6 separate regions of the Mus musculus genome follow, and regions 2, 3, 4, 5 and 6 are each linked to region 1. Evidence: chromatin loops called from intact Hi-C (ENCODE). Cell type or tissue: heart. All regions are shown on one strand. Links, peaks and the distances in the headings refer to the core of each region. The heading gives the core; the rest is flanking DNA.

Evidence for each region. A loop is a pair of places that touch in the nucleus more often than their neighbours do. Peaks named below come from ENCODE experiments on the same cell type or tissue, not always from the same donor. Only the 100,000 strongest peaks of a DNase experiment are listed, where the experiment ranks them.
Region 2: it touches region 1 in a loop (8-fold over the local background); 5 of 42 quality-filtered maps call a loop at or near these places.
Region 3: a loop joins it to region 1, with 2.9 times the contacts of the local background. A loop is called at or near these places in 13 of 42 quality-filtered maps.
Region 4: it touches region 1 in a loop (6-fold over the local background); 15 of 42 quality-filtered maps call a loop at or near these places.
Region 5: it touches region 1 in a loop (3-fold over the local background); 14 of 42 quality-filtered maps call a loop at or near these places.
Region 6: a loop joins it to region 1, with 1.9 times the contacts of the local background. A loop is called at or near these places in 2 of 42 quality-filtered maps.

Annotation. Positions count from the first base shown.
Region 1 is chr1:39,897,640-39,902,483 of GRCm38, forward strand. Map4k4 (mitogen-activated protein kinase kinase kinase kinase 4) reads left to right here and starts at 3,274. Exons shown (of 32, transcript NM_001252200.1): 1 at 3,274-3,647; 2 at 3,870-3,935. The coding sequence starts at 3,591. In heart, for the core only: a CTCF peak has its summit at 2,950; DNase peaks (open chromatin) are centred at 3,112 and 3,752; H3K4me3 peaks cover 2,329 bases; H3K27ac peaks cover 2,290 bases.
Region 2 is chr1:39,711,739-39,716,582 of GRCm38, forward strand. The region is part of intron 2 of Rfx8 (regulatory factor X 8); the gene reads right to left. Among named protein-coding and RNA genes, the nearest start is that of Rfx8, 6.8 kb to the right of the region's middle. In heart, for the core only: no CTCF peak of the experiment used is centred there; DNase peaks (open chromatin) are centred at 723 and 2,583; H3K27ac peaks cover 2,775 bases.
Region 3 is chr1:39,683,345-39,688,188 of GRCm38, forward strand. Rfx8 (regulatory factor X 8) reads right to left here. Exons shown (of 15, transcript NM_001145660.1): 8 at 2,151-2,264; 9 at 256-406. Among named protein-coding and RNA genes, the nearest start is that of D930019O06Rik, 34 kb to the left of the region's middle. In heart, for the core only: a CTCF peak has its summit at 2,687 (motif pointing right); a DNase peak (open chromatin) is centred at 2,697; H3K27ac peaks cover 986 bases.
Region 4 is chr1:39,759,368-39,764,211 of GRCm38, forward strand. No RefSeq gene overlaps it. Among named protein-coding and RNA genes, the nearest start is that of Rfx8, 41 kb to the left of the region's middle. In heart, for the core only: CTCF peaks have their summits at 2,210 (motif pointing right) and 2,857; DNase peaks (open chromatin) are centred at 324, 584, 2,104, 2,834 and 1 weaker place; H3K4me3 peaks cover 811 bases; H3K27ac peaks cover 1,813 bases.
Region 5 is chr1:39,979,571-39,984,414 of GRCm38, forward strand. It overlaps Map4k4 (mitogen-activated protein kinase kinase kinase kinase 4), which reads left to right. Exons shown (of 32, transcript NM_001252200.1): 6 at 990-1,080; 7 at 3,569-3,699; 8 at 4,313-4,367. Among named protein-coding and RNA genes, the nearest start is that of Map4k4, 81 kb to the left of the region's middle. In heart, for the core only: a CTCF peak has its summit at 3,793; a DNase peak (open chromatin) is centred at 2,601.
Region 6 is chr1:39,818,560-39,823,403 of GRCm38, forward strand. No RefSeq gene overlaps it. Among named protein-coding and RNA genes, the nearest start is that of Gm3646, 16 kb to the left of the region's middle. In heart, for the core only: a CTCF peak has its summit at 2,245; no DNase peak of the experiment used is centred there.

The sequences.
Region 1 (4,844 bases), core at 488-4,487:
GCTTGTCCCCAGCCCCGTTCGTATGCTGAAGCTCTGTCTATTCCCTCTCCTCAGGTCTGCAAGGGGAGGTAGGGTGCTTGGGAAAGTACCACAGTTCCACTAAATTGAGCTGAGGAGATGGCTTAGTGGTTAGGGTCACTTGGCTGAGGATCTGGGCTTGGTTCCCCAAATCCACATCAGATGGGTCACAAATGCCTGTTAATTTCAGTTCCAGGGGCCCTGATGGCCTCTCTGGTCTCTTCACACATGCACAGGCAAGCAGGCAAACACACACACACACACACACACACACACACACAAATAAAACAAACAACAAGGGCAGATCCCAGAAGGCCAGGGCACCTCAGAGCACATTCTTTTCTTATTCAGGCACCCAGATGGATGTCTTCCAGACAGGAAGAGCCCTTATTCAAAACCAGGTAGTCTAAAACCTTCATCTTGGACACACAGAGACTCTGAAGTACAAGAAAGTAGTCTATCTGCAGGGGATAGTTGCCAAGATCCTCAATGGATGTGTGAAAATGGAGATGGTAGCTAAACACCCACAATGACACAATAGGCAGAGACTCATTTGTATGTGTAATATATATGTATCAACTTCCTATACATACCCGATAACATTTAACTCATAATGTAGGCACAGTGATTTACTAAAAACAATAAAGTAAAACAATTATAACAAGATGCTGTAATAGGTTGTTTAGAACTTGTAAAATTTATCCCGAACTTTTCATTTAACGCTTTTCAGACTAACGTTGGTCTCAGGTAAAGGATACCACAGAAAGGAGAAATATAACAGAGGGCTGCCATACTAAAGTTACCCAGTTCAAGATATTTTGCTATGATTATGTGAACGAATACATGTACATTTTCAGCAAGAGTTTACCCACAGAGCTCATTTCAAGTGGGGCAGATGTGAGACTGTTCGTTCCATTTACTTTGGCTTTGGGTTCAAAAGCAAACATTGGGTCACCGTTATCCAGCAAACCCCATCTTTTCCTCTGCTCCCAGCAATATGCTAGCAAGTGTAAAGAGAGGTCTGAGCCACAGGTAGAGGGGTTACCCGTTGACTCTATGGCACTTTCTGGAATTCCTTCAGGTGTCATGTCTTTGGAGAATCTACCATCCCGTGACCTAGTCACAGTCCTCACTGCTCCTGCCTGAGCCCTGGCTTCTTGTCTTTCTTATCTCTTGCCTTTATCTGGTATACTGGAGAGGAAATAGGCTGAGAGGTTAGGCAGCCGGAGCAAGGTTGCACAACTGATAAATAATAGAGCCAGGGTTCAAACCCAGTTCAGCTTTGCTCTAAATCCAGGAGACTTTCAGAGAACACCTGCTTAGTGTTCTTTCTGTCTGGCTGGAATTACAATATAATATTATGCGTATTTACAAACTGCCCTTTGGACATTAGCTTTAAGTTCTCTGAGGACAAATTGTGATGCTCTTTCAGATATCCTGGGCGCTGGCTTGCCCTTTCAATAATAGATACTGCCTTGAAAATGGAAAACAATGGCTTCAGTACGGATCCTGCTCACTGCATCTTAGGATAGGGGTTGGGGGGGGCGGGGCTTGGAGAAATCCGAGATAGTAGGATGTAATGGCTGTAATGGCTCTGAACTGATGGGAAAGGATTCATATAGATAAGAAGGAAGTGGTATGAGGTAGGCCTCCATGTCATAGGTCTGATGTTAACCTGTGGAAAGACTGGGATTAGGGACTGGGAGTGGGGGTGGGTTGGGGAGGGGGGCGGTGCCGAGAGACTGCCGTATTTGTATAGCCATCAGCTGTGCACAGTGGGCGAGGTAATTCTTCAGATTTTATTTCCTAATGTATAAAGCAGCAAAATTAAGAGTACCACTCAAGGTTCACGTGAAGAACAGTAAGATAAGATATATGAAATGGGCTGCACACATCACTGTATTATCAATAAATAATAACAAAGCCAAACCAGACAAGCGCTAACAAATTCACCAACATTTTTGTTCCTGTGCGTTTCCTAAGGAACAGATATTGGGAGTTCCGAATATAATTTCACTCTACAATGGAGTCTCATGTCAAACATCTTAGAACGTAACCCAAGCAGAAGAGCGCTGGACATTCTCTGGGGGCAGCGACTTGAACTCTGGGTATAGGCCGAAGTGGAGAGTATGCTCGCTCCTCTCTAGGCTAGGGTCTTTAGGGTTTGAGTACAACAATTGCAGTATTGGGGGTTTTCTACTCCGAGGCTATAAGGTGTGTACTGCTTAAATCAGAACAGTGTGGAGTGTGTGGGGAGGGAGGTGCAGAACGTTATTGACAACTAGATGCCCATGAAACAGTGGATTTTGGGGGGCGCCATGTAACACCAAGCTTAGCTTCATCTCTTAACTTATCAGGCCCATTCTAGGCCTTCTACATGTGGGAGTCAAGCAATTTTACAGCGATCTTGTACCTGGCCATTCTGGGATACTGTTGAGAACACCCGCTGTGAGGTAACAGGGAGTCACTAAACATGTTTTTGGCTGGTCCTGGGACGTGATAAAGAGGGACAGTAGTTGAACTGCCTAGCTGACTTGCTGTGGCATGCTGGAAGAAGCCTGTTTGGTGACCCGTGGTGATCTCCATCCAGGTACTGTCAGGGTTTTAGATCCCGAGCAGAGGGCTCGCCCGTCCGCCCTCCCTCCCATGGGCCAAACTGGCTCGGGGAACACAGCAGCGAGCAATCACAGCGACTGTTTTGGATTCTCCCGGACGGTCAAGTGATGCTCAGCGAATCCTCCAGCAGCAACCAAGCCACAAACTGAGACAGGAAAGGAGAAAGGAGAGGAACACCCCTTGGGGGGTAAAAAGGAAACGAGGGTCTACGGGACCGACCGGCCGTAGGCGGCGGAGGGGTCCGAGGCCCGACCCCGGCGCGTCCTGGCACACCCTCTCCCGGGCGAGCGGCGCGGGTGGGGTGTCCACGGGGCCGCCGGGGCGCTCCGAGTCTTTCATTCATTGTTAGCGGAGGCTGGGGTGTTCCGCCGCGCCCCGCACTTCCTCCGGGAAGGCCCCGAGGGCTCCCGGCCCCACCCCGGGCCGGGCCACCATCCGCGGAGGGCCGGCCGCCCGGCCATTGTTCGAGCCCCACCCCTGCTGAATATTCACGCGGGCGGGCGGCGAGCGAGCGAGGGCGAGGGCCGGGTTCCGCCCGCTCTCCCGGCGGAGGGGGCGGGGGAGTCGCTCGCCCCTCCTCAGCGGCGCCGGTCGGTGCCCCGCGTCCCCGCCCCCGCCCCCGCCTCCCGCGGCATCTTTGTCTCGCGGCCTCGCGCTCGCTCGCTCGCCGCGCTCTCCGGCCCCAGCTCCGGGCCGCTCGTGCAGGCGCGCGCGCGCGGGGCGCCGGGGCCTGAGGCGGCGGGCGACGCCCGGGGGGCGGGTGGGGGCCGAGGGAGGACCGCCAAGCCATGGTGTGAGCTCCGCGGCCAGCGCTCTCCGCGCCGCGCTCCGCTCCGACCGGACGACAAGCCGCCCGGGCGGCGGCGGCCTGCCCGTGCGGCCCGAGCCCCGGCGCCGCCGAGCCCCTGCCCGTCTCTCGCTCTCTCGCCCGCTCCCGGAGCGGCGACCCGGGGAAGATGGCGAACGACTCTCCCGCGAAGAGCCTGGTGGACATTGACCTGTCGTCCCTGCGGGTGAGTGCGGCCGCGCCCTGCGCGCCGCGGTGGACACGGACACCCGCGGGCGCGGCGGCCCCTTTGTCTGCCGGGCGAGCGGGCGGGCGGGTGCCACGGCGCTCCCGGGGACCCGGCGGGGCGAGCCTTTGTCACCGCCCTGCATCCCTCCCTCCGCCCTCTCGCCCTCCTCGGTTGGGGTCCCTCTTTTGAGTTGATAACCTCCCCCTCCTCTCTCTCCAGGACCCTGCTGGGATTTTTGAGCTGGTGGAAGTGGTTGGAAATGGCACCTATGGACAAGTCTATAAGGTCGGTGTGGGGCGCCTTTGTTCCCCGTGGCGTGGAGAAACTTCTTAGGGGACGAGGGAAAGGGTGACGAAACGCTGCTGACTGCAGGCCGTGCCGCCTGGCCAAAGTTGGGAAAGGGGGTTTCGCCTGGCTTTTCTTTTTTTTTCTTTTTCTTTTTTGTTTTTTTGCCTGTGTTCAGACTGGCCTTAAAAGACCTCATTTCCTGGCTTTGAGATAAAGGAAATAAGCTACACTGTTAGGCATGCACTTGGCTTTAGCAAAATAGAAAAGGAATTTTGTGTTCGAGGGTGACCACAGGGTCTCCCCCCAAACCCCCTTTCCTCCAAATCTGGCCTTCATGCGTTTGCGTTTGTCCGTGAATTAAAATTCGGTGTAGACAGGCCTTGCCTATGACTCCACTCAGCCACTGCCTTGGTATTCTTGAGACATGTCATCGTGCTTCTGCCTTCGGAGTGCTTGCCGTAGGCTCCAACTTGGGGAGGCTAGCGTTACCTGGTACTGATTTTAAAGCTTGGCCAGCATACCCTGTTCTAGTGGACAGTATCTTGGGGAAGCGGGCGGGGGAGTGTGCTTTTGGGCCACGGGAACAGGAGGAATTACAGTGTGGGGATTATAAAATGTGAATTCCAGGAATAACCTTTGTGACAGCTGTGTAATTGAGATGGCTGGGAGGAGAGAGAGCAAGGAGTAGAGAGGATGCCAGACTTCACACCCGCCACCCCTGGTCGTTCTCTCTCTTTAAATTTATCCTCCTCCCTGGGCTGCAGATGAAGCTGAGGAATCTGTTGGCCTGTGTCGCCGCGGAGCTGGCACCTAAGGCTGTGAACTGTTGTTCATTCTGTTTCGCTCGCTCGGTCTAGAAGGCGGCTCAGGCTCCGAAGTGTAAAAAAAAAAAAAACACAAACAAAA
Region 2 (4,844 bases), core at 268-4,267, 190 kb before region 1:
TGAGGAAACACAGATATTTGTATTACGATTCATAACAGTAGCAAAATTACAGTTGTGAAGTATCATTGAAAATAATGTTATGGTTGGGGTCACCACAGCACGAGGAACTGTATTAAAGGGTCGCAGTGTCGGGAGGTTGAGAGCCTCTGCGTACTGTCCCAACAGTCAGGCTCTCCAGACTGAATTGCTGGCAACGAACTCCGTTTGGTCTTGCTTTCTGCTCTCTTCAATGCTACATTGCTGACTGGCATCACGAAGACTCTCTGGAAATTGGATTATTGACAGCTGTTGGGTCTAGCCTGTGGCTGCTGGGTCTAGCTTGTGGTTGCCGGGTCTAGCCTATGGCTGCTGTTGCTCTTCTGCTGTTTTCCTCTTTCTCTGGTATCATAGCTACTTTCAGAGTTGACCATGGGTCTTCTCATTTCAGAGGGTTTAGTGAGTGGATGGTACTCAACTGTAGAATAACAGTCACTTGGATTCCGATTCTCATCTCCCGCCCGGCTGAGTTACCTTGATGTGTTTTATATTCAGGGACACTACTCGTGTTCCAGTTTTCAACCGGACTCTATCCCGGTGGCCATATCCAGGGATTAACTACAGGTAGGGTATCTAGGCTCACACCTGCTGGAAGGGGAAACCCTGCATGTAGGGACAGTTTAGAAGCCGGGGCAGGGAAAGCCACAGGCCTGCCAATGACTTCTGTTGTTCCTCTGCAGAGCTGTTCCGCCCAGCTCCTGCTTGGCTGTGTGCCGCAGCCTCCCTTTGTATGAGCTCCCAGGAGCAGCATTTGAGAGAAGTGAGACGGGCTTCCCCTTATCTGACTTCTCATCTTTCTCTTGTCCATATCTGTCTGTCTGTCTGTCTACCTATGCACCTATCATCTATCCATCTATCCAGCTACCTGTCTGCCTACCCATCAGGCCTCCATCCATCCATGAGTCCATCTTTAATCTACTTACCCTTGCAGTATCTACACAACAGGATGGAGCAAAGAGATGACAGATGGATGAAAGAATGGATGGACAGACAGACAGATGGATAGATGGATGGATGGATGATCAAATGGAGGGATAGGACAGAAGGATGGATGGATGGATGGACAATAGACAGATAGATGGGCAGATGGATAGGTGGCAGATGGATGGACGAACGGATGGATGGATGGATGGATGGATGGATGGATGGATGGATGGAAGAACAAACTGCCTGACAACACATTCAAGGGGCTTGCATCTGTGGGCATCTGCAGTGAAGCAAAGATGAGGACGTGTGAATGGCTTCTTGCACAGAGGCCCCCTTCCTGGCTGTGAGGGAGTGTGGGAAGGTTAGTCCAGTCACTCAAAGTGTTTTCTGGGAGGCTACTGCAGTTGCCATCTTCTGACAACCCAGAATTCATGTGGGTAGGACGAGGAGGGCCTCAGTAGCTGAACAGAAAGGCCACTGTGAGCACCATCCACAGTCTGTTCAGGCCAAGAATCATCACGCACTTTCTGCAGTCAGCAGGGCAGGAGAAAGATGGGCTTGCCCTGTGTTGTTCTTGAACATGCAGAAAGCAGGCAGATGCCAGCAGGCTCCTCCAGAACACCGACTACCAAGCCAAGGAACACGTACTGGAAAGTGCCCAAGGCGGGTACCAAAGAGCCCACCACACCAAAGGGTCCAACTGGCTCGTATAGAGTAAAGCCTCTCTCATTTTCCTTTCTTCTTCCTTCCTCCCAGGAAGGTTCAATCAACAGCTGGCAGCACAGTCGGAAGGAGAGGCAGGAAACGAGCCTCTACACCTGCTTTGTGGCATGCCACAGTGCTGGAGGAGAAGGGGAGACCACACCACTTGAAAGCTGTGTTGAGTCTGGCCACTCGTCGAGTGTGGTTAATCCCAGAACTTGAGAGGCAGAGGCAGGCAGATCTCTGTGAGTTCAGGGCTAGCCTGGTCTACAAGGCAAGTTCCAGGATAGACAGGTGTCTTGCACAGCCCTAACAAAGCAAAGCAAACAAAACAAAGAATTTGTATACTCTAAGAGGCTGGGGTTTCAAGAAGCAAGCTGCTATGGTTGAGTGGATTAGGAGGACAAGAGACGTTCGCCTCACCCAGGGCTTCCAGGGAGGCCTGCTGCTTGCTCACCAGCTTGTCAGGACAGAAGGAGACAGATGGCAGGACACAGGGACAAGGGCAGGATATGAAGGCTGTGCTTCCTCCCAGCTCCTGCTTGCTGTTCACACTAGTGTGTGTGCACACGTGTACAAATGGACCATGGGAGCAAGTACACCTTTGGGGGTGGGGCCTCAGCCAGTCTTTATTTTTTTCCCTTCTTAACACTTTTCGATTTCCACACTGCTCACAAAGGAGACGCAATCTGATTCTAATCAGAGACACAGTCGTTGACGTTATTTTAGCAGAGGAAGCCAACCTCCGGAAACTCCCCAATCTGTGGAAGATACGGTTTGCGGCCAGAATGAGCACCACACAGAGCACGCCGATCCTGAATCATCTGTGCAGGAACTCCTTCGGAATCAACTCAGTCCCCGGGGGAGGAGGGAGGAAGTGAGAATTGGATATTTTGTTGTTTTTCTTGTAAACATGGTTTGTGGTCATATCCTTTCCCCTTCCTTTCCCTTCCCCGTTTAGAGCAGCTTTGGCACACAGGATACATTCCCAACAATCGGTCCCTTCCACTGGCCTATTCTCTAGGCAACTTGCCAGCCAAACTTAATGTTAGAACCTTGGCATCTCTTGAGTGGATTCTAAGGGAAACATTAAGACAAAGAATTCAAAATAAACGGAGGGGTCAGACACTGAGGTCTCCTTGCTTTCCTTTGGAATGCTCTGCAGCGTGAAACAGCCTCCTGACAAGAACTTTTTCCTGTTGTTCAGTGCAGAGACTGGACAAGGGGGTTCCACATGGCTAAGCAAGAGCTCTACCACTGAGCTATATATTCCTGGACCCTAGATCTTAAAAAGAAGGGGAAAGAGAATTTTCTGCTAGAAGTGAACAACCTCTAATGACACCATTCTGGAGAAAGAAAAATCTCCACAACCTTAGCAAAGATTGGACCCGGTGGAAGTTACCTTCTTCCCTCCGAGGAGGCCCGCAAGTGGGCAGCTAAGAAAAGGCTGCTGTGCCAGGCTACCTAGGGCTCATCAGAGCCTTTGATGACATTTCCTAAAACACTGAGTGTCAAAATGACAACTGTTTGGGCTGCAGGGTAACAGCTGGGAACTCCCAGTGGGTCAGAAAACCTTTCTGAGTCACCCTGTAGGACACAGAGATAAAAGGGACCTTAAATGCAGTTTCCCTCTTTGGTTTTTATCTACTTATGTTAGAGTATTTACAGTTTATAAGCCAGTCTTGGGAGACCTAGATTAATTTGACTTGTATGTGTGTGTTTTGGGGGCGGGGGGAGTATTTATTCTTGTTGGTGACACATTTAAATTGAAACAGAGAGAATGACCGGAAGGATAAAAGCCCCAAAGAAAATAAAAACAAACGGAAAACAAATGAATGGAGCAAAGGAGAAAGCAAGCCTGTGCCCGCACACACCGGAGAGGAGAGGCCTAGGCGGCATCCACAAACTGAAGCCCACAAACTAAAATGGGTCTGCAGGAAGGCAATCAGGAGCAGCCGTGACCGAGGCTCGGCGACGAAAGTAATTGCTCCCTATATTAAAGCAGCGGACGTGTTGGAAGATCCAACCACGCTTCAGAAGCACAGAATGGCCGTCAGGGCTGGACACGTCAGCCTCAAGGACTGAGTTGGAAGAAAAGGTCTAAACGGTTCAGTGTTTGGGAAAACACGGCAGCATCCCCAGGATTGCTGCTGGAAGATAAGGAGAAGCCGCTTTGCGAAGAGCTTGGTCTGTGTGTGTGATCAGACACCTTGTGACTCTCCCTTGTCACTCTTCAGGTTCACGCCTGATAGAAGATCCTCACTTGCTTTGCCCTGGCACAGGCTTGGTCCCAACAGCAATGCCAGGAAACAGTCCTGATGCCTGCCACCGTGGAGGGTTTCACAAAGCGGGATGTCACACATAGTATTTAATGACAAAAAGCTCACCAGTTGGCTGGAGGCTGTTAAGACCCTGGATGTGCCTGTCTCTGTCTCCTTAGTGCTGAGATCACAGATTTGCATGACCACACCCAGCTTCTCCCAGGGATGCCGGGGACCTGAACTCAGGTCCTCAAGCTTGCTAGCAACGCCTTCCCCTGAATTATCTCCTCCATTAAAGTAGATCTTTTGTCTTCATCAAACTCTTTGGTCTTACTATCCAGACAACAAGAAGGAGGTAGAGAAAGAGGAGGAGAAAGACAACAAGAAGGAGGTAGAGAAAGAGGAGGAGAAAGGACGAGGAAGAGGAAGCTTAACAATCAGGCCATACATTTACCAGTGATCAAATAACATCCTAAAACAACCCAATTCTGTATACACAAGGATCCTTGCAAAGAAGGGGGGGAGTGACTGGTCAGCGTTATGACCCCCTGAGCAGGCTTCTTGTCACTATAGTTGTAAGAGATAGGTAGGTATTGGCTCAGGACTCACAAGACCAAATTCTCAGCACAAAAGCAATGTATTTGATCTAGAGAGACAAAGGGCATGATAAGAGATGAACACAGGAGATAAAAGACAAAAGAGAAGGGGAAGGGAACAAGAGAGAGGGAGGAGGGATATTTGTCCCAAGGGGACCAAAGGGCTGCCTCTGGATAGAGAGGAGACAGCCATAGCCCATTGACAAATGGCGGTTTGTAAAGGGACAAAGGAAAACCCAGTGTTAGGATGAGGTATTTAATTTTAATTGGGCATGTTAATTAGGTGAGCCAGTGGGGGCTGCTGATTGCTGGACTAAAATAC
Region 3 (4,844 bases), core at 496-4,495, 210 kb before region 1:
AAGAGGAGACCTCAGAAAGAGTCCTCGCCTCTCCCTTAATGTGAGGGCAAAGCTGACAGACTGTCTCTGAACCAGAGAACAAGCCCTGACTAGATGAGATCTGCCACTGCCCTATGCTGGACTTGTGGCCTGTATGTTATCCATTGGCACAGAAGCAAGCGAGGAATGCATCTCAGCTGTTTGTGAGCTGCTCGGGGCATGATGCTGTACATTCCTCCTCGCTGTACAGAATTCATGCTTTGTGTGGAACTCTACCTTTGAGCTTAGAGATCTGTAAGATGGCAGGAAACCCTTCCAGAGCACCGAGAAGCCACAGTTTAAATCTCTTACTAAACAGCCGGACAGATTTCAGGTACTGGATACTAACGTCCTCCAGGAAGTCGGGGAGCAGCATGTCTTCCAGGCCCTACAGAGAAAGGAGCGAGCAGAGTGACTTGGCCTGCGAGGGCAGGGCCTTTCGACAAGTGACCCAGAGACAGGCTAGGTCATGGCAGGTCTGAGGGAGGTCACTAATGACCTAAGTCAGCCACTGCTTCCAGCACAGGACACCCTGCCACCTTGGTGTGTGCCGGAACTGGCAGCTCAGTATTTCAGATACCGATAATGGAATCTCCCCCACTCCCACCCCACATTCTGTGGATGGAACCCAAGGCCTTGTGCATATGCCACTGGGGCATACCCTCAGTGTAGGCCCTGATTCCATTAAAGTAAGCAAACAAAACCCAGAGCCAAAACAGAGCAAGCAACAGCACCACGCCCACTCTGGCGAACGCAGAGGGTCAGGACCAACATTAGGAGCCGCGTCAGTCAGCCCTTTTATTCTACGTCTGTGGTGACAAACTAGAAGCATGAGCTCCCTAAGTCCGAACCAGTGGGACTCTTGATGAACAAAGACCTCAGAACCGATGTCCACCTGACCTCCTAAGTGCTCCAGAGACCGGCGTTCCTGAGCAGAGCCAGCCTGGCAGTGGCGCTGCTTCAGAGTGATCAGCCATGGCTCTGCATTCTGAAACATCTTTTCTGGATGTTATTTGTTTTATGTGTATTAGTGTTAGCCTGAATGCATGTGTGCAGTGCCTGAGGAGACTCAGAAGCGGGCATAGATTCCCTGGAACTAGAACTACAGAAGGTTGTGAACCGCCGTGTGGGTGCTGGGAATCGATCCTGAGTCCTTTGGAAGAGCAGCCAGTGCTCCTAGCCTCTGAGTCTTCTCTCCAGCCCCCTGAAAATGCCTTTTTAAAAGACTGGCCTGGGAACACCTATAATCCCAGTACTCCAGAGACTGAGGCAGGAGGATTGTAAGTTCAAAGCCAGCTTTGATTACATCAAGGGGTCCTGTTTCCAAGAAATTATATATATGCAGAGAGAGAGAGAGACACACAGAGAGAGAGAGAGAGAGAGAGAGAGAGAGAGAGAGAGAGAGAGAGAGAGAGAGAGAGAGAGCGCACACACATCTTTGGTTGAAATGTTCAGAAAATAAAATGGGCTAAAATCTGAATCATGGATCATTATATTCTGTGTTTGAGGAAATTTAAAAGAGCAAAAGGTAAAAGGCCCTGTCCATTGTACACAGGTTTGTGTGTATTGTGGTGTGCTGTTCTGGGCTGGTGTGTATTGGAGGTGCTGTTCTGGGCTGGTGTGTATTGGGGGTGCTGTTCTGGGCTGGTGGGTTTTGGAGGTGCTGTTCTGGGCTGGTGGGTATTGGAAGTGCTGTTCTGGGCTGGTGGGTTTTGGAGGTGCTGTTCTGGTATGGTATGTATATTGGGGTGTGCTGTTCTGGGTTAGTATGTACTAGGGGGTGCTGCTCTGGGCTGGCATATGTATTGGGATATGCTGATCTGGACTGGTATGTTTATGGGGTATGTTCTGTGCTGTTGTGTATTGCGGTGTTGTGTATTGTGCTGTTGTGTATTGTGCTGTTGTGTATTGTGCTGTTGTGTATTGTGCTGTTGTGTATTGGAGGTGCTGTTCTGGGCTGGTGTGTATTGGGGTATGCTGTTCTGGGCTGGTATATATTGGAGGTGCTGTTCTGGGCTAGTGTGTATTGGGGGTGCTATTCTGTGTTGGTGTATATTGGGGGTGTTGTTCTCACCTGAGTACTGGCATTTGTTTCTGGAAGGGATGCCCAGGGGAGTCAAGGGTCCACCCACCTTATACAGCTGCATGTCATAGCATCCTAAGAGCTGGCGCACGTCGGGCAGAGACATGAGCATGACTGTGTCTTGCTGCCGAGATTTCCAGAAGGATGTGATTAAATCCTCCACCTAATGTGACAGAACATATCATCAGCAACCCAGGCTGTGCCTTGTGGGCCTCAGCCCTTCATAGTCAGTGACCCCACAGGCCATGGCAAGGCCTCACACCAGCGCATGCAAAGTTATGATATCAGCTTCACAGGCTGTGTTTGGAAACTACTCTTCTTACTTGGTGGGCGCTGGTGTTTTGCCTGCACTTATGTTTGTATGAGATGTCAGATCTCCTGGAACTGGAGTTATAGACAGTGGTGAGCCACCATGTGGGTGCTTGGAATTGAACCTGAGTCTTCTGGAAGAGTAGTCACCACTCTTAACCTCTGGACCATCTCTCCAGAGGAAACACCTCTTTTTAGCAACCATAGCAGATCACTCTGCCTTGGCCCTCCACTAGGAAACCTACTTCCTTGAGGGTGTTTCCTACAGGGAAAGCTGTTTCTGGCCACCAGAGGGCCCTGGTTGATTACCATAAGATGAAGGCTACAGGGGCTTTATCAAGGGTTGAGAAGAAAAGCTTACTGACTGACTGGCTGGCTGACTGATCACTTTGCTCTTTTTCCAGCTTAAAAAAAAAAAAAAAGAAAAAAGTAAGAGTATTGCTCCTCGTGCCTAACTCCTCAGCACCAATTGTGAAGCCACATGAGCCCCTCTCAGAGATCAAGTAGGGGACACATCAAGGGGCCAAAAGTCAGGTTCCTTCTTTTTCTGTTTTATTTGCCTGTTTCCAGATTCCAATTTTTGAATTAGATTGGCAGCTGCCAGCTGATAAAGACCACCCACCTCCTTTAAAGGTTTATTATTAATTCTGTATGTGCTCGCGTGTGTGCATGCCTACAGAGTCAGAAGAAGGCCTCAGAGCCCCCAGAGCAGGAGTTACAGCTGTGAGCCACCGTGCTGGTGCTGGGAAGTGGACTCAGGTCTTCCACAAAAGCAGCTAGTGCTCTTAACCACTGAGCCATTTCTCTAGCATAAGGCTCCTGTCCTGTGGGATTTCCATGGGCAGGGACATTCTAAGGTATCCAGGAACCCCAGGCCAGAAGTGATTCCTGGCCAGGTAGTGAGAGCCACCAGGAGGACCATGACTTGGGATCTGTGTCAGGAACACTGACAGACTTGTCCAAGTAGATTCAGGAAAGCTGTCCACTCATAGCCTGGTTGGCTACCCATGTTCCAAGCTCCCTGCTCCTGCTCATTAGTGAGTAAGAAACACAAGTGTTTCTCCAGTGTGTTCCCTCTACCTGATCCTGTGACTGCCTGGACTGAACTGCCTTGCATTACAGAAGGCCATCGAGGTAGAGGCCTGATGACTGGATGCTCATGACTCCATAAGAAGGCGAGACAGACAGATGGACAGACGCACATGCACACGCACACGAGCTCCTGTGTTGCTCTAGGCTGCCAACAAGAAAGCTATCATCCTTAGACCTTCAACCTTTAAAACTGTGACCCAAAATAAACTTTTCTCTTTATAAAGAAGCCCTCCCTAGGCATTTTGTTTATAATAATTGTTATAGTTTGAATCTAGAGTGTTTCCCCATGGCCCACTGCTTAAAGGTGTGGTCCTTGGCTGGTGTGCTAATCGGAGGTGGTGGCACATTTGGGAGTTAGGCCTAGTAGGCAGCATCCCGGCCACTGGGGCTGTGAGCTTTCAGAGGATGGTGAGACCTCCGGCTCTTCCTCTTTCTCAGTGTCTCGCCCAGGAGGAACAGGCTGTTCTGATGCTTGCTCCCTGCCTCTTCACAGATGCAAACTGGAGGGCAGTGCCAAGAAGACATGGGCCAAAATTCCCCAGACCATAAATTAAAGCCAGTATCCCTGCGTTTTAAGTTTCTTATCTCGGGTATTCTGTGGGAGTTAACAGTTGCTGACACACATCAGTCGAGAAGGGGTGACTAACGGACAGGGGCAGGACTCGTCAGCCTTACTGTGTAACGTTGTTCCCCTCATTACCAAATTACACATTCCTCAAGCCTTGTGGAAAATGACTTCCTAGTCCCAGAAACAGAGCTGTCACGGGACATGATTTAAGCAAGTATCTGCTGAGTGGAAGGAAGCTGTGAGAGGCTTGGCATCACGATGCTGCAGAGACAGAGAGGGGCACACTGGTGTCTCCCACTCTGCCATGCTTCACTCCGGCTCCACGGCGCGTGTGCTCACGCTGAGAGCCTTGCCGCTCAAAGCTGAAATGCTTAGATACCGGAAGCATCAGGAAAGCTCCCATTTGAATGTGCTCTTGCTTCTCTGGATTCTTATCTCATACATAGAGGAGTAAAGTCCAGGCAGTCGGATGGCTCAGTGTGTCCTGCCAAGCATGGGTTCTTGAGTTCCATCCCTGATTCCCACAGGCTGGCAGGACAGAGCTGAGTCCTGAACACTGTCCTCTGACCGCACGCGAGTCAGGCTCACAATAGGCTAGATAAACTCTAATTTAAAAATGTGTTTCCCACATTCAGTTTACACCCCTCCTTGTGTAATGGGGAGACCTCAGAGCGTCACCCTATAGGTAGGTGGTCACTATAGGTAGGTGGTCACTATAGGTACGTGGTCACTATAGGTAGGTGGTCACTATAGGTAGGTGGTGTGTCACTGAGC
Region 4 (4,844 bases), core at 282-4,281, 140 kb before region 1:
AAAAAAATTGCAAGAAGGAATGTTTGCTGTGCCTGAGCAGCTTGACCTCAGAGACAGCTCAGTCCCCTCCCAGAATGGGTTGGCTCTCAGCAAAGTTGCTATAACCCAGACTTTGCTGTGTGGGGTTCAGCTGTAAGTTACCTCTGAGCACACATGTTGAAAGGCGAAGGCTCTGAAGCCACTCACACAGGATGGAGTTTCTTTGGGGACGGTGCTCATTTGTACCTTCCTTCTACAACTATCTGCATTCCTGGGTGCTGAGTCTACCAACAGTGAGCACCCGTGTCTCCTGGGCAGTGTGAGTGGCACATGGCCAGATAGCTGGCAGTCCTGTACAATGGGGGTTGTTAAATGCACGCTGTCAGGAAGAAGGGCACATCACTGGTCCAGGAACTCTAAACAGAATGAAGCTGCTAGTCACTGAACCAGGCCTTAAGGGCCTGCTTCTGCATTTAAACATCCCCCCCGCCCCCCCCCCCCCCACTACAGATAAGCACACGCCTTCCTTTCAAGGCTGGCAAGCACAGAGAAATACCGAGTTGCCTGAAGATCTGAACACAACATGAAAAGTTCTCAGAGTTCAGGGGCTTGGAACAGAGTGTTCGTGGAGCAAGTCTTATGATTCACAGCCCCTGGGTTCACCCTGTGGTCAAGTCAAAAAAAAAAAAAAAATACTACTAGGGAGCCAGGTATCTGGAGTGAATTAAGTCTCCCTTCCTTTCCCTGTCTCCCTTCTTCTTACTCGCTCTCTCTCCTCTCCTCTCTGTCCTTCTAATTATGAGGAATACAACTAGAACTGGTCTTAACCATCAAACATCCACGTCTGGATTTTCCACACAGACAGTTTCGACAACTATGGAACAAACATCTCTGGAAAGGACTTCAGGACTGGAGATGCAGGAATCTCCTCTTGCCCTGCTTCCCCAGGGCATGGTGTTCCCAGGTACCAAGAATCTAAGGCATCTAGGGATGTATGAAGCATCAGAAGGATGCAGGCTGGTTCTATGCAAACATGATGCTATGCTCTCTAAGGGACCCTGTAAAGGAACAGGGGTCCTGGCTGTGAGGGCCTCCCTGCAGACTCAGAGAGAAGACTGTTACGACAGAGGCGTCCTTAGGGATAACGGTGAGGGCTCCATCTGAAGTTCATGCTGCTCATTCCTCAAAGCTCCCACCGAAAAAATGCTCTCATCTTCTAAGTCTGCCTCAGAGTCCACCTCCAGGAACTAAATCACACACTGGCAGCTGCTCAGGAGTGGACCACACATGTGCACAGAAAACACACACTTCTTGTTTATTCCATATTTGTTTCATTGTTAGTTCCACTTTATATATCTGCTATATATGGCACTACATTAGATTGAATATTATATAATTACATGTCACATACACATTACATACCGGCAGTTTCATACAGTATACATTCCTTTTCTTTTTTCTTTTTTTTCTTTTCTTTTCTTTTTTTTTTTTTTTTTTTTGGTTTTTCAAGACAGGGTTTCTCTGTATAGCCCTGGTTGTCCTGGAACTCACTCTGTAGACCCGGCTGGCCTCGAACTCAGAAATCTGCCTGCTTCTGCCTCCCCAGTGCTGGGATTAAAGGTGTGCGCCACCACTGCCCGGCCAGTGTATATTTCTTAAAGTGTTTTTTTTTTTTTTTTTTTAACTGCCTAAGCGTGTTTTGTTTTGTTTAAATATAAGGAATAGTGGGTGTGGAAAGCCAAATCCTACTGATCTCGTGAAAACATCCCTGATTTTATATTTCTCATGCCCTTGCGACCTCAGATTCCACCTACCTGAGCCACGCCCAGGTCTTCCTGGCAAAATCTCTTCCCTCCAGAATCTGACTCAGTCTTTCTGCCTGGCACACTGGGGCCGCAGCTAACAGACGTCGGATGAATAACATCCTGTAATGTGGGGCCCTCGCTGAGGAGAGGTGGGGGGCAGGGCGAGGTTCTGGGCCAGAATTCATGCTAAGTCAAAGTTAAGGCCCCAACTCCCAGCAGCTTAGTAACCGCACGACTGGCTTCATTCGTGCCGGTTCCCACACACCCACGCCAGGAAGAGGGAAGGGATAGCCTGTCCCCAGGAGTAGGGGCAACTGCAGCTCTTCCTCCAGTGAGAACTCCAGTCTCTGAGCTGGGCTCCATCCTTCTGCACTGGGAAATGGTTTTCTTGACTCCCCCTGGGCACTTTTCCCAGGAGGATCCACTAGATGGCCTGCGTTGAACACCACCTTTCCGGGAGCGTGCCTGAAGGGGGAAGGACTGCTTCTTAGCCTTCCTGCTTAGCTATTTTCTTCTTCTTCACAATTTGTCCAGGTAAATCTCCTGCAGTGTAACCATACTAACCCCTCAACAAACTTCACGTTAGACAATAGGAACGAGCTGAGGGGTGAGTGTTGAGACTCTTTAGTGGAAGAGCTCTCTGACTGGAAACACAGCAAATCAAGCGATTTCTGAGTCACAGCACGGACAGTACTGCAGAGAAAGAAGTAGTAAATTAAGGCCTGCTACACAAGCTAGTTTGAATAAAGAGAAACGACAAGACCTTGTACTGGTGGGGCCGGAGTAATTCAAGCTCCACGGCACTTTGGGGGTAGGCACGGGGCATCGCCACACATGTAGTTGTGGCTTTTGCCCTTAGTTGTAAAAGCCAAAGACAGTTTGAACTCTTTGACCGGGAAACTTCGAAGATTCCTAAAGCTAGAGAAAAGCAGTCAGTATGAAAAAAAAAAAAAGTTCGTCTCTGCTACTTGCAGTAAAGGAAACTTGGAAAGAAGCCCAGGGACTGACTGTAGGGAGCTGACTCAGCCAATGCGCAGCTGAGAAGATGGACCGCGTGGAGCGCCCCCGCCCCTGGATACAGGAAGTCCTGCTGAGTGGCTATTTTCTCTGGTTAAATGTAGATTTGCGAGTTTGGGGATGAAAGTAAGAGCAGACTGCTTGTGTCCGAGTAAACTCTTACACAGACAATGATTGTTACACCACACATGAAGAAAACCCAAACCAGCTTGTGCTGGATCCCCAAACCCAGCTCAGGAAGCTAAGGCAGAAAGGATCATGAGTTCTAAGCCAACCTGGGCTACTTGGAGAACATACACAAATTAAACTCAACAGCCACCGTCAGTTGGAGGAGCTGATTCTAGAGTCGATTTTCGGGAGCTGAGTGAGGGGCATTATAGTCGGTCTGGCTTTCTGTAACAAAATGCCACAGACTGGCAGAGTTCAGAAAAGCTTGGAGTTCCAGAGGCCATCAAGTATCATAGGAGTCGTCTAACAAGAGGATGGGTCAGAGCCCTCTTTTCTTCTCTTCCTGACTTCTCTGTGTCATCACCTCTGCTGGGCAAAGACTCTGTCAGGCAGAAACTGCTTGTTCTTGGGCTCCTCCTGAATGGTTGAGAAGGACATTCCTAAATTGATAAATTCTCTAGCCTCATGTACTCTGCCACAGCCTCACAAGACAGATGAAGAATCTATGCCATGAGAGATGAAGGTTTGACCTGCAGTGATGAAGAGAGGGATGCAAACATTCACTCCTTAAAAGAGACATTTCCATTGGCATGCTAGGTGGTCCCCCAAAAATACCCCGGTCAGAGAGAAACCCTAACCCACTTTCCCTGTGTCTCATCAGGAGTGGTTAAGGCTCTGATGGGGAAGGCTGAGCTCCCATAGACTAGCCTACACATGCTGGGGTAAATTACCGTCTGCTCATGCTAGCACTAACTGTCAGTCATGTGCTTTACATTTAGACACAGCATTTGAACCTAAAATCAGGCTGTTACAAGATTCTACACTGATCTGTCCTGTCTAACTCCTAGGGTACCATTACTCTGAACTAGTTGCTGTCTTGCTTTGTTTTTTTGTTGTTGTTGGAGTTTTATAAATATACGTAACTAGTTCTTTGAGAATTTCATTCCATATAATTGATCATATTTACCTTGTTTTCTTTATAACTCTTCCCAGATCCACCCCTCCCAATTTCATGTTTTTGGGGTTTTTTGTTTTTTGGTTTTTTGTTTGTTTGTTTGTTTGTTTTGAGACAGGGTCTCTCAATGTAGCCCTGGCTGTCCTGGGCCTACTCTCTAGACCAGGCTGGCCTGGAACTCAAAGATTCACCTGCCTCTGTCTCCTGAGTGCTGGGATTAAAGGTGTGCAACCATGCCCGGCCATGTTTTAGTAACCCATCAAATCCAATCCATACTTCTATTTACTTGTGGGCTTGGGGCCACATACTGCAGCATGGGTGGCCTACTAGGGGCCACACCCTTAATGAAAACACTGACTTTCCCTTCTCCAGAAGCCACCAACTGCCTCCATTAGGGGACTTATCCCCCACATGTCCAAGATGGATTGTCAGCTAGCTTGATGTCATGCAGTTCTTAGGCGAACAGTCATAGATGTTCTGTGTTCATTATGCCCAGAGGACACAGTTTGGCTCCCTGACCCCTGTCTCTGACAACCTTTCTGCCACGTCTTTTTGTGTGTGTGTGTGTGTGGGGGGGGGGGGCGGGGCTGCGCAATAGATGTCCCATCTGTGGCTGAGCACTCCACTGACATTTTTCTTCTGCACTTTGACCAGTTGTGATTTTCTCTGTTAACCATCAAGTCTGAGCGCCGCATTACTCGGTGGGTACAGAGACATAGATTTAGAGGGCTGTTTGATTTCCTATCACTCAGCAGAATAATAGACCCACCCCTGGGGCCTATGAGCGCCCCAGCATGGGTTCTTGGCGTGTTTAAAGCGCTGAACAAGTGTTTCTTCCCGAGGAGCAGGTCTTACACACACCCAGAAAGTGGCTGGTTTCTTCTGAAACATTCTCGCCACGGTCACAGTTTTCTCAACTG
Region 5 (4,844 bases), core at 363-4,362, 82 kb after region 1:
GTGATCTAGGGCTGTTGCCGTTAATCGTAGATGTTGGGCCTGAGAACATGGGCCTGTGCGCCCGGAGCTCTGGCACCCGAGACAGGAGGCTTTCAAGTTTAAAGCTGGGCTGGGCTACACGGTAAAGACTCTAGCTGCCTCCACCACTGCAGCCCCCAGCCCTTATTTATTTTTAATAGGAAAATCAAACCCCTGACAAGTAACCCACCCTTTCTTTCAGTGCCGAGGGAGGCACTTCAGAATCAATGGCTTGCTATGTCTTAAGAAGCCGCGCTGTGGAGTGCAGCGTCTCGTGAATGAGTTGTGTGGCTGCTGCCTCGCTGCGTTTACATCACAGGTGGATGCGTGTGTTTTCCTACAACCTCCTTCCTGAGAGATGCGACTGGACTCATTCTGGATACAGGGCTTCCAAAGTGTGTGTGCCAAGAGTGCTTGTTTGCCTAGGGAAGAAAGACTTTATTCCTACATGAGGCTGTTCTGGTGACAGAATTATTTTACACTTGAACAGGAGTGAGATATATCAGCACGTGACAGTTTGTTCCTCTGTAGTGGGAAGACAAGCCTGCATTTTAAGAGCTGGATTTTAAGGCCCCCTCTAATTCTTTGCTGTTCCCCTGGGACGAGTCTAGCTCAAATAAATTCAGTCACCCACTGTAAGATAGACTTTTGGTGTGGGAAAGGAGCCGTCCTGAACACAAATAGCACAAATTATAGCAGAAAAACCTCAGATGGCAATCTAAAGCTGTGTCATAGGCACAGCTTAAAGTGGTTGTGATCATCCCAGAGGGAAAGAAAGTCCAGCTCACTGCTCTCTGTATGTGTGGCAAGGCTGGCGGTGTCTTCTGGGAATGTGCCAAGGGTAAATTTTATGTTCTAAATGCGGATTTACAAAAACTTGGCCCACGTGTGCACCTTATTATAAAAGGGTGCTCCTGGCTGTCTATTTACAGGGACAGAGAACTGAGACTCAAATCTGCTTTTCTTTTCAGGGATTGGCACATCTCCATATTCACCACGTTATTCACCGAGATATCAAGGGCCAAAATGTGCTGCTGACCGAGAATGCTGAGGTGAAACTTGGTAGGTGGCCGGCCGGTGTGTGCCTGATGCACCGTCCTGGTGCCAGCGGGTGGCTTGCTGTGCCCCTTTGGTAACTTTGCTGTTTCTTCTCCCCTGAAGGATGAGAGGACTGGCTTACTGTTTAGCCAGCCCCAGCCTCCGCTTCATGCTTCGGTAGTCTACTCTGCCTAGATATAGCAGCCAAACAGAGTTTGAAAAGTTTTTGTTTGAACTTGGGGTGGGAGGGTGGGGTGTGGTTGATGAGGCCCAAACTCAGGAACTCATGACTGAGGTGCCTTTTCTGCCCTACACTAAGTTAAAAGTCAGACTTCGTTATGTAAGCACAGTGGTGCCTGGCATAGTGCAGTACAGGATGGAAGGATGAAGGAAAAACATTGTGAGTTTGAAGCCAGCCTGGGGTATGACGTTAGAAGGGGGATGAGTGAGAGAGGGGAGAACAAGAGAGATAGGGAGGAGTGTGTAGGGGGGTGCAGAGAGATGGGTACACAGAGAGACAGATAGAAAGATAGAGAGACAGGCACACAGACACAGAGACAAGTACACAGAAAGAGACAGGCACCCTCAGTGACTTACTGTTCTATTTCAAGAAGGTTCAGACTTCCTGCCTTGCCTTATAAGAAGTGTGGGGTCTGACCGCTACTACTTTCCTGCCCCATCATCTCAGCTCTTCACTTCTACCCTATGCCCCATGTTACAATATGGAAATTATATGGTTATTTTTAGTAATAGAATAAAGAATAAAGTCATAAAAAGTTAGCAGAGCTGCTTTCATGTGCACTCACTGCTGGCACAACGTTGTTTTTCATTACTTCTCGGACCTTGCCCCAGGACCTTTGCATATCCTGTTCTCAATTGGGAATCGATGTCCTCATTGTCACTGGTACAGTTTTTCCTATCTTTAGGGGTCTCTCTGGCCTTCTGATCTGCCTTGGACCTGTGCTTTCCTCCTATAGTGCTGTTGATAATTATAAAAATTATAATTCTATTGATATCATATGGCACTTTTCAAATAGAAGAAAATAGTCCCCTTTACTAGAATATTCTGGGAGCACAGCAGCCGGGATTGCTTTGGTCCCTGGTGTATTTTCATGTGGTGCCTGGACATTGTCTTCAGTGTTGGTGTGGGTATTCAGCGGGTGCCTCATGGGCGGCATTGCCAGCTTTCTAATGACTCAGACATGTTCTCTGTCTCCCTGAGCTACACCTGAACTTGACCCCATTTTATTTTTATGCTCTTACATTTTAAATACAACCAGCATTAACTTTTTCTGTTAAAGGGTCATGTTGTTTTCCCTTCGGACACCCAGCAGTCTGCTGCTCTTCTTTTCTTCCAAAAGTCTGAGCCATAGAAGGCTGCTCCTTAATGCCCAACTCACTGCACCCTTCTGCAGTGCCTCTGCTGCCTGGTTATCTGCAGTGCTCTGCCCATGTGGAAAGTCTCTTGGGGCTAAGCTGGGACACTCATGTTGTCCTTGCTCTGGTGTTTCCATGCCCTGACCTCATGCCACGAGAATTATACCCTCAGTCTTTCCTGGCCGAGGTGCTGGAAAGCTCAATCAGGCTTTTGGTCCTGGATTTGTCCTCTGTGTGTTGAGGAACAATCAACAAGGAAGCCAACTGTTTCCTGAACTTGTTCTGGACACAGAAGTGGAGTGTGTGACCCCTGCCTATTGTCTAGTGTTTTGTAGACCATTAGTGTGAGCTTCGTGCCCTTCTGCTGGGCTCATGTGGCTTGTGGGCTGTGATGATGGTGGCATGTGCTGATGTTCGTACACCCAGTGTGTGCTTTCTGCTGACCCTGCCTCCCTCCATCCATGGCTTTCTTCTAGCCAACATCATCATTCAATTCATGGAAAGTAGAAGTCACTCTGAAAGGGCAACTCACATCCTGAGGCCATGTGTGTCTGTCTGTCTGTCTGTCTGTCTACACGTACGTGTGTGTGTGTGTGTGTCTGTCTGTCTGTCTGTCTGTCTGTCTGTCTGTCTACACGTGTGTGTGTGTGTGTGTGTGTGTGTGTGTGTGTGTGTGTGTGGCTGCAAGTGCCAGAACACGTAATGTCAGGGAACAACTGTGAAGTCTGATCCATCTTCATGTACGCTCTATGGACTGACCTCACATCCTCAGTTGTACAGTGGGTTCCTCTAAGTCTCTTCATCTACTGAATGGTCTCACTGCCCACTCTGCATTTGTGAGTCTCTTTATTTAGTACAGTGCTGTGTGTTAGCCGCCCAGCCCTGCAGTAATCCCTCTGCCCATCCCTCAGCAGGCCAGGCTGGCCTCCTGGCTCTTCTGGACTGACCCAGGCTCTTGCAATGCAGTTTTAACATTTCTGTTCTGAGAGTGGAGGGGGAAGGGTGCAGTCCTTCCCAGTGCTGCCTCCCAGAATGGCTTGCAGCTGACAGAACCAAGCTGCCTGTGGCGGTTCCTCATAGACTTTCTTCTTCTTTGTTCATTGCGCTTCACTTCTTCTTGCTTTTTGTTCCGTAGTTGATTTTGGTGTAAGCGCTCAGCTGGACAGGACGGTTGGACGGAGAAATACGTTCATAGGCACACCCTACTGGATGGCTCCAGAGGTCATCGCCTGTGATGAGAACCCAGACGCCACTTACGACTACAGAGTAAGAACACCCACCCCCTTGCCGGGCATTTTTGTGTAAACTGTAACTTCTCTTAAACAAATAAATTGAAGTGATTATAGAGTGACCTCTAGGGACTTGAAACCATAGTGCACCTTTTTATCCAGGCATAAAACTCATATTTCATTATCTGATTCAGCTTGACTGTACTACTGTTTTATTTGTCAATAAAAACAAAACTTCTGCTTTAGTGATTGTTGTACCTGTTAGTAGTGTTAAAATTGAGTTCATAGTTTAACTGTTCCTGGTGTATTTCAGTATTTGTTGTCAATATCCATTAGTGAGAATTAATTTAAATCATTGCTACACCAAGATTTTCTTTTAATTTGAATTATTTAAATATGTATTACAGACTCATTTTTCTACTCCTTAATACATACATAAAAATTGAAACACTTTTCACCATTATCAGAATAATATCATGCTTAAGTAAATAAAAGCGATCTAATCCCTAGGGCTGGAGAGATAATAATGTCCTAGCAAGATTTGTTTTGTTTTTGTTTTTGTTTTTTACCTGAAGGATGCTTTTATTCCATTTGTATGACTGTCCAGAAATACAACTAGGCATCTGGAACATTCTCTTTTGTTTTTGCAGAGTGACCTCTGGTCCTGTGGCATCACAGCCATCGAGATGGCTGAAGGGGCCCCCCGTGAGTATCTTCCTTCCTTCTGAGCTCATTTGTTCTGTATAAAGTGATTGCCTGTAAGAACCCAAGGACACTGGGCAGAACCAGGCATGGCTGAGTGATTGGATGAGAAACCCACCATCGGGGCGGCTGCAGGTGCCCAGGGGTCTCTCAGTAACCAGTTTCCCTTTTGGAGTGCCCTGGGTCTGCAGCCTATTCATGTGCAACATCTGAAATTAATAAGAGCTCTTTTTTCTTTGCATTTGAAGAATACTGACTGAAAGGGGTCCCTCATCTTTGAAATTCTATTTATTTTGAGTTTACAAATGGAGATGCTGCCTTTTATTTACGGGGTTTTCTGTGAAGATTTGAGTTTGTTTTTCCTTGGGTTAATTCAGTAGATCGATCAGTCATAAAATTGATCTTTGATTGGAGTTGTGATAGAAGTGTAGAAAAAAATAAGGAAAACACTCTCGGCGTTTCTCCTGGCCTGCTAAGGAA
Region 6 (4,844 bases), core at 538-4,537, 79 kb before region 1:
GAGTGAGTCCGTCCTCCTGAACAGGTAGAAGGACTTCTGGAGAGTGGTCCCCTTTGAAAAAGTAGATATGACTACACTTGCTGAGAGACATGAGTCTCTTAGCAGGAAGGAATCTTGACAGAAGTTGGAATGCTTTTCCAGATAGGAATTTGGTACATGACCCCTAAATATCAACACTCTGAGCTCTGTGTCTCCTTCCTAGGCTTTCCATCCGTCCGTCCGTCTGTCTGTCTGTCTGTCTGCCTGCCTATCCATCCTAGGCACCTGTTTGCTCCACACTGACCATCTCCTGGTTCTGTGGTTCTGTATTCACAAATCCTGTCTTCCTAATGAGATGAGATGTTCTTTGTGAGGTCAGTGTGTGGGCAGCCTGTTCTGAGTCTGCCCTGTGCCTGCTCAGTATGGGGTAGTTAGCTACTCTTGATGTGTTCCTTGGCATTTGTTGACCAAATAAAGACACTCTTTAAATTCTTTTCATTTGCTTATTTCCAAATTATTATTTGGGGAGAAACTTGGAGAAATTAGTCCAGTCTATAAAAAGTGTCCACTTAAAATGAACAAATTTCACTATGCTATTCTCCACCATTAGATAATTCACCAACGTGTTCCTTGCAAATATGAGATGACCCTGTGGTTAAAGGCTGAACAGTGCCCTCAGAGGTGTGCTTGCCTGAGTTACGGGATCAAGTTAGGGCACAGGAATTCTTAAACAGGACAAGTTATAGAGACCGAATCAAATACCAGTCATCTAGGTCTGTAGGGGTTCAAGTTAAGTATCAGTATGTGCTCACCCATCCTTACCCTCAGGCACCTACAGCTCAGCCTTCCAAGAGCAAAGAAGGAGGTGCCTTATGCGTAGTTCATCCACTCTGCATGGCAGTGGTTGTTTGCTGAATATGCCACAGCAGAATACTTCCTTTATACTAAATGGGGTGTTGATCCAGGGTGTTGGAGAAGCAGGGGAGTGTAAACGTACAATGATTTTTATCAAGGGAAGTATCCATGTGAGAAAAAGTGGGGAGGAAACAAAGAAAGGACAGGGGTTCACTGGGCCATGAGGCAAGCCGAGCGCTGGGCATGAAAGTGGAATGTGAGGTGGGAAGAACACTGCCTGGCACCCGTGACATGTAAGAAGACTCCTCGAGCTGAAGAGTTCCCATCAGACTCTGGAAGCAACCCTGCTGAGTGCTCTGCCCTGTCCAAGTGCCAACTAAGCAGCCCCCAGGAGGCCAGGCCATGGCACTAGCCCAACTAGGTCCCCATCCCTGGCTAGCTGCAAAATGTGATCACCGCAGAGGCCCACGTCTTTGATTCACTGAATCGATGACCTCGTGAAGGAGCATATTCCCCCCTTTCCTTGCCACACCAGTCTTACCGAGACAGAAAGGCTGCAGGTCCCAGGCAGTCGAGGGAAGCTGGTTCTTCAGTTTGACAGTCTGAGCAAACTCTGGTGAGCTCAGCTCTTCATAGGCTTCCAAGATCCATGCTTCCTCAGTCTTAGGGAGTCCAGATGACCCAATAAACTATCTTACTTCCTTGCCACTGTCTAAGATTTGTTCTCCAAGATCAAAGGATACAGTGAAGTGTGTATGTGTGTACGTACACGCTTACTCATACATGTGCATGTACATATGACAGAGACGCAGACATAGAGACAGATGGCTGGCTGACTTGGAATTTGTGCCAGCTAAGCTCTGAGTCTAAATGTTTCAGCATCTACTCCTCCTCACCCTCCTTTGATTAAAACAAAAAAGCAGAACGTGGGCTGGAGAGATGGCTCAGTGGTTAGGAGCACTGCCTGCTCTTCCAGAGGTCCTGAGTTCAATTCCCAGCAACTACATGGTAGATCACAACCATCTGTAATGGGCATCCGATGCCATCTTCTGCTGTCTGAAGTCAGTGACAGTGTACCCACATATATAAAATGAATATGGCTGGAGCAAGTGGGGCTGGAGTGAGTGGAGCTGGGAGAAAAAAAAAAAGCAGAACACAGCAAAATACATCATTTAGCCAACTAAAAAGAATACCTCCCAATTTTTTTTCCCCTCCAAATTCTGAACAGCTTTGTAAAATTGCAACACAACTTGTCAAATATTCCCTGGCATCAAAATATTCTCAAGATAACTGATGGGGGAAAAAAAAACCCCAAAACACCACTTTCTGGAACTAAATGATGCTTTTCATCAACCAAAAGAAGTGAAACCTACATACTTTAAGCTATTGCCACTTTATGTCTGGTCTCCGGGAGTTGGCGCCACAGTCGCATGAGCAGCAGAATAACGAAGCCAAAGATGCAAACCTGAAGGTCACAAGCTTCTCCTGCTCTGCATGATGCAATTTCTTCCACTTTTATTTTTAGAGCACCCCACTTACATTATGAGAAATAATCTAATCATATTAAAATCATATTGTCAGACAGTTCTTAGTAGATTAAGCTTGACTCACAAATAGCTTAAGAAATAACTTTGATAATATTTGCAAAAAAAACAAACAAACAAAAAAAAAAAAAAAACCTGAGCTTTGATGGGAAAGCCTGATTCATTTTGTTTCCTATCTGACCTTCTTACAAAATTAGCAAGAAAACCAGTTTTTTTGTTTTGTTTCAGGGAAAGGCTATTTGGCTATTTTCCTCAGACCTGTGTGTTTAAATCTAATTTGGTCCAACTCAAAGGATGTAGGAAGTTAATGATCATTAGCTCAAATGCTAACTATACATACTGCTGTGGACAATTCTAAACTTTCCTTTGCTCAGAATTCTCATTAGAAATAGAAGAATGCTCCCTCCTCACCTCTATGGTAATTCCTTCTCAAACATTCTTCCACTTAACGTTGTTTGCCAACGTACCTGTCTTAGTCAGGGTTTCTATTCCTGCACAAACATCATGACCAAGAAGCAGTTGGGGAGGAAAGGGTTTATTCAGCTTACACTTCCATACTGCTGTTCATCACCAAGGAAGTCAGGACTGGAACTCAGGCAGGTCAGGGAGCAGGAGCTGATGAAGAAGCCATGGAGGGATGTTCTTACTGGCTTGCTTCCCCTGGCTTGCTCAGCCTGCTGTCTTATAGAACCCAAGACTACCAGCCCAGAGATGGTCCCACCCACAAGGGGCCTTTCCCCCTTGATCACTAATTGAGAAAATGACTTACAGCTGGATCTCATGGAGGCATTTCTTCAACTGAAGCTCCTTTCTCTGTGAAAACTCCAGCTGTATCAAAACTAGCCAGTACATACCATCTGCATCTGCCATTGTGCCGAGGTCTGTGGAGCATGTACAGACCAAAGAAACACATCCAGCCCTCATTAGGTTTTCACTTCAGTTGGAGAAAGAAAACAAGCTCATGTGTAGCCTACAGCAAATGACCAAACATTAGTCAGGTTGAAATGGCATGCTGAGACAGAGAAACAATGACCTCAGTTTTTGGGTAGCATTTGATGTAGAGGTTGTCAAAGGTGTGTTTGAGAGCTTTCTCTAGTCTTATAGAGTCCAGGATTCCCCAGTATAAGAAATGGTGGATGTTTTCCTACATCAATTAACAGTCAAGGCAATATTCTGGGCAACTCCACAGACATGCCCAGAATCCAACCTGATCTAGACAGTCCCTCACTGGGACATTCTTCCTGGGTGACTTGATTCTATGTTGGGTCAAGTTGACAACGCTGACATCAAAGGGGGTATAACAGCGGTCAGAGAATAAAATGAGAGGTCACATTCAGATGGTGGTGGTAGAAACGGAGTAAAAATTGAAGACTAGATAGGATGCAGGCCCTCAAATGGATGAAGAAGATCAGATATAGAACTTGCATTCTAAGACTGAAACCTACAAGAACTCAGTAGGAGAGTATATCTACATCACAGAAACAGATTCAGGAAAAAAAAATGGTGGGCTCTCACTGAGAACGATAAGGATGAGTGAGAGGTTGACTCCATGTGTATGGAAAGCCCATCAAGGAGACAATAATGAGAGAAAATGACACTTTGAGGAAATGATAGAAGAAAATTTTCTAGGAAAAATTTGGAAAACATGGCTGCTTTTATTTGGATGTAGTTGTGGCCACCAAAAACGTCATTGAAATTTGATTCACGGGCTGGTGAGATGGCTCAGTGGGTAAGAGCACCCGACTGCTCTTCTGAAGGTCCGGAGTTCAAGTCCCAGCAGCCACATGGTGGCTCACAACCATCTGTAACAGGATCTGACTCCCTCTTCTGGAGTGTCTGAGGACAGCTACAGTGTACTTACATATAACCAATAAATAAATCTTTAAAAAAAAAAAAGAAATTTGATTCACAACAGTGTTGAAAGGTGGTGAACCTCAGAAATGAGTTAATGACTTTAAGAAACTATGTTAAGGTCCTTGGGTCTCACAGAACCAAACCAGTAACAGGGAGAGTGGGTTGTTACAAGGCTTAGACCACTGTGTTTCACCTCTTCCACACATGAACCTACTTGCCATTCTGACATGTAATGTCATATCTTCGTATACACATACCTACTAACCATTCTGCTACATGATGTCATGTCCACACACACACACACACACACACACACAAACACACACCTACTTACCATTATGCCATGTGATGTCACAGATGCCATGAAACTCTCACCAGGAACTAAGAAGACACTAGTGCTGTGCCCTTAGCCCTCTAGACTGATGATCTAAATAAATTTTCTCTCCCTAGACATCACTCAGTCTCAGGTTTCCTGATACAGCAACAAGACACAAACTGTAATAGATCTGTGACAAGGGTGCCTGAGTATGGTTCTCCTTCCATTAACTTAATCTCCCCCAGCTCAGTTCAGTACCAACTGGACTCTAGCACTTTCCATACATAAGTGCACCT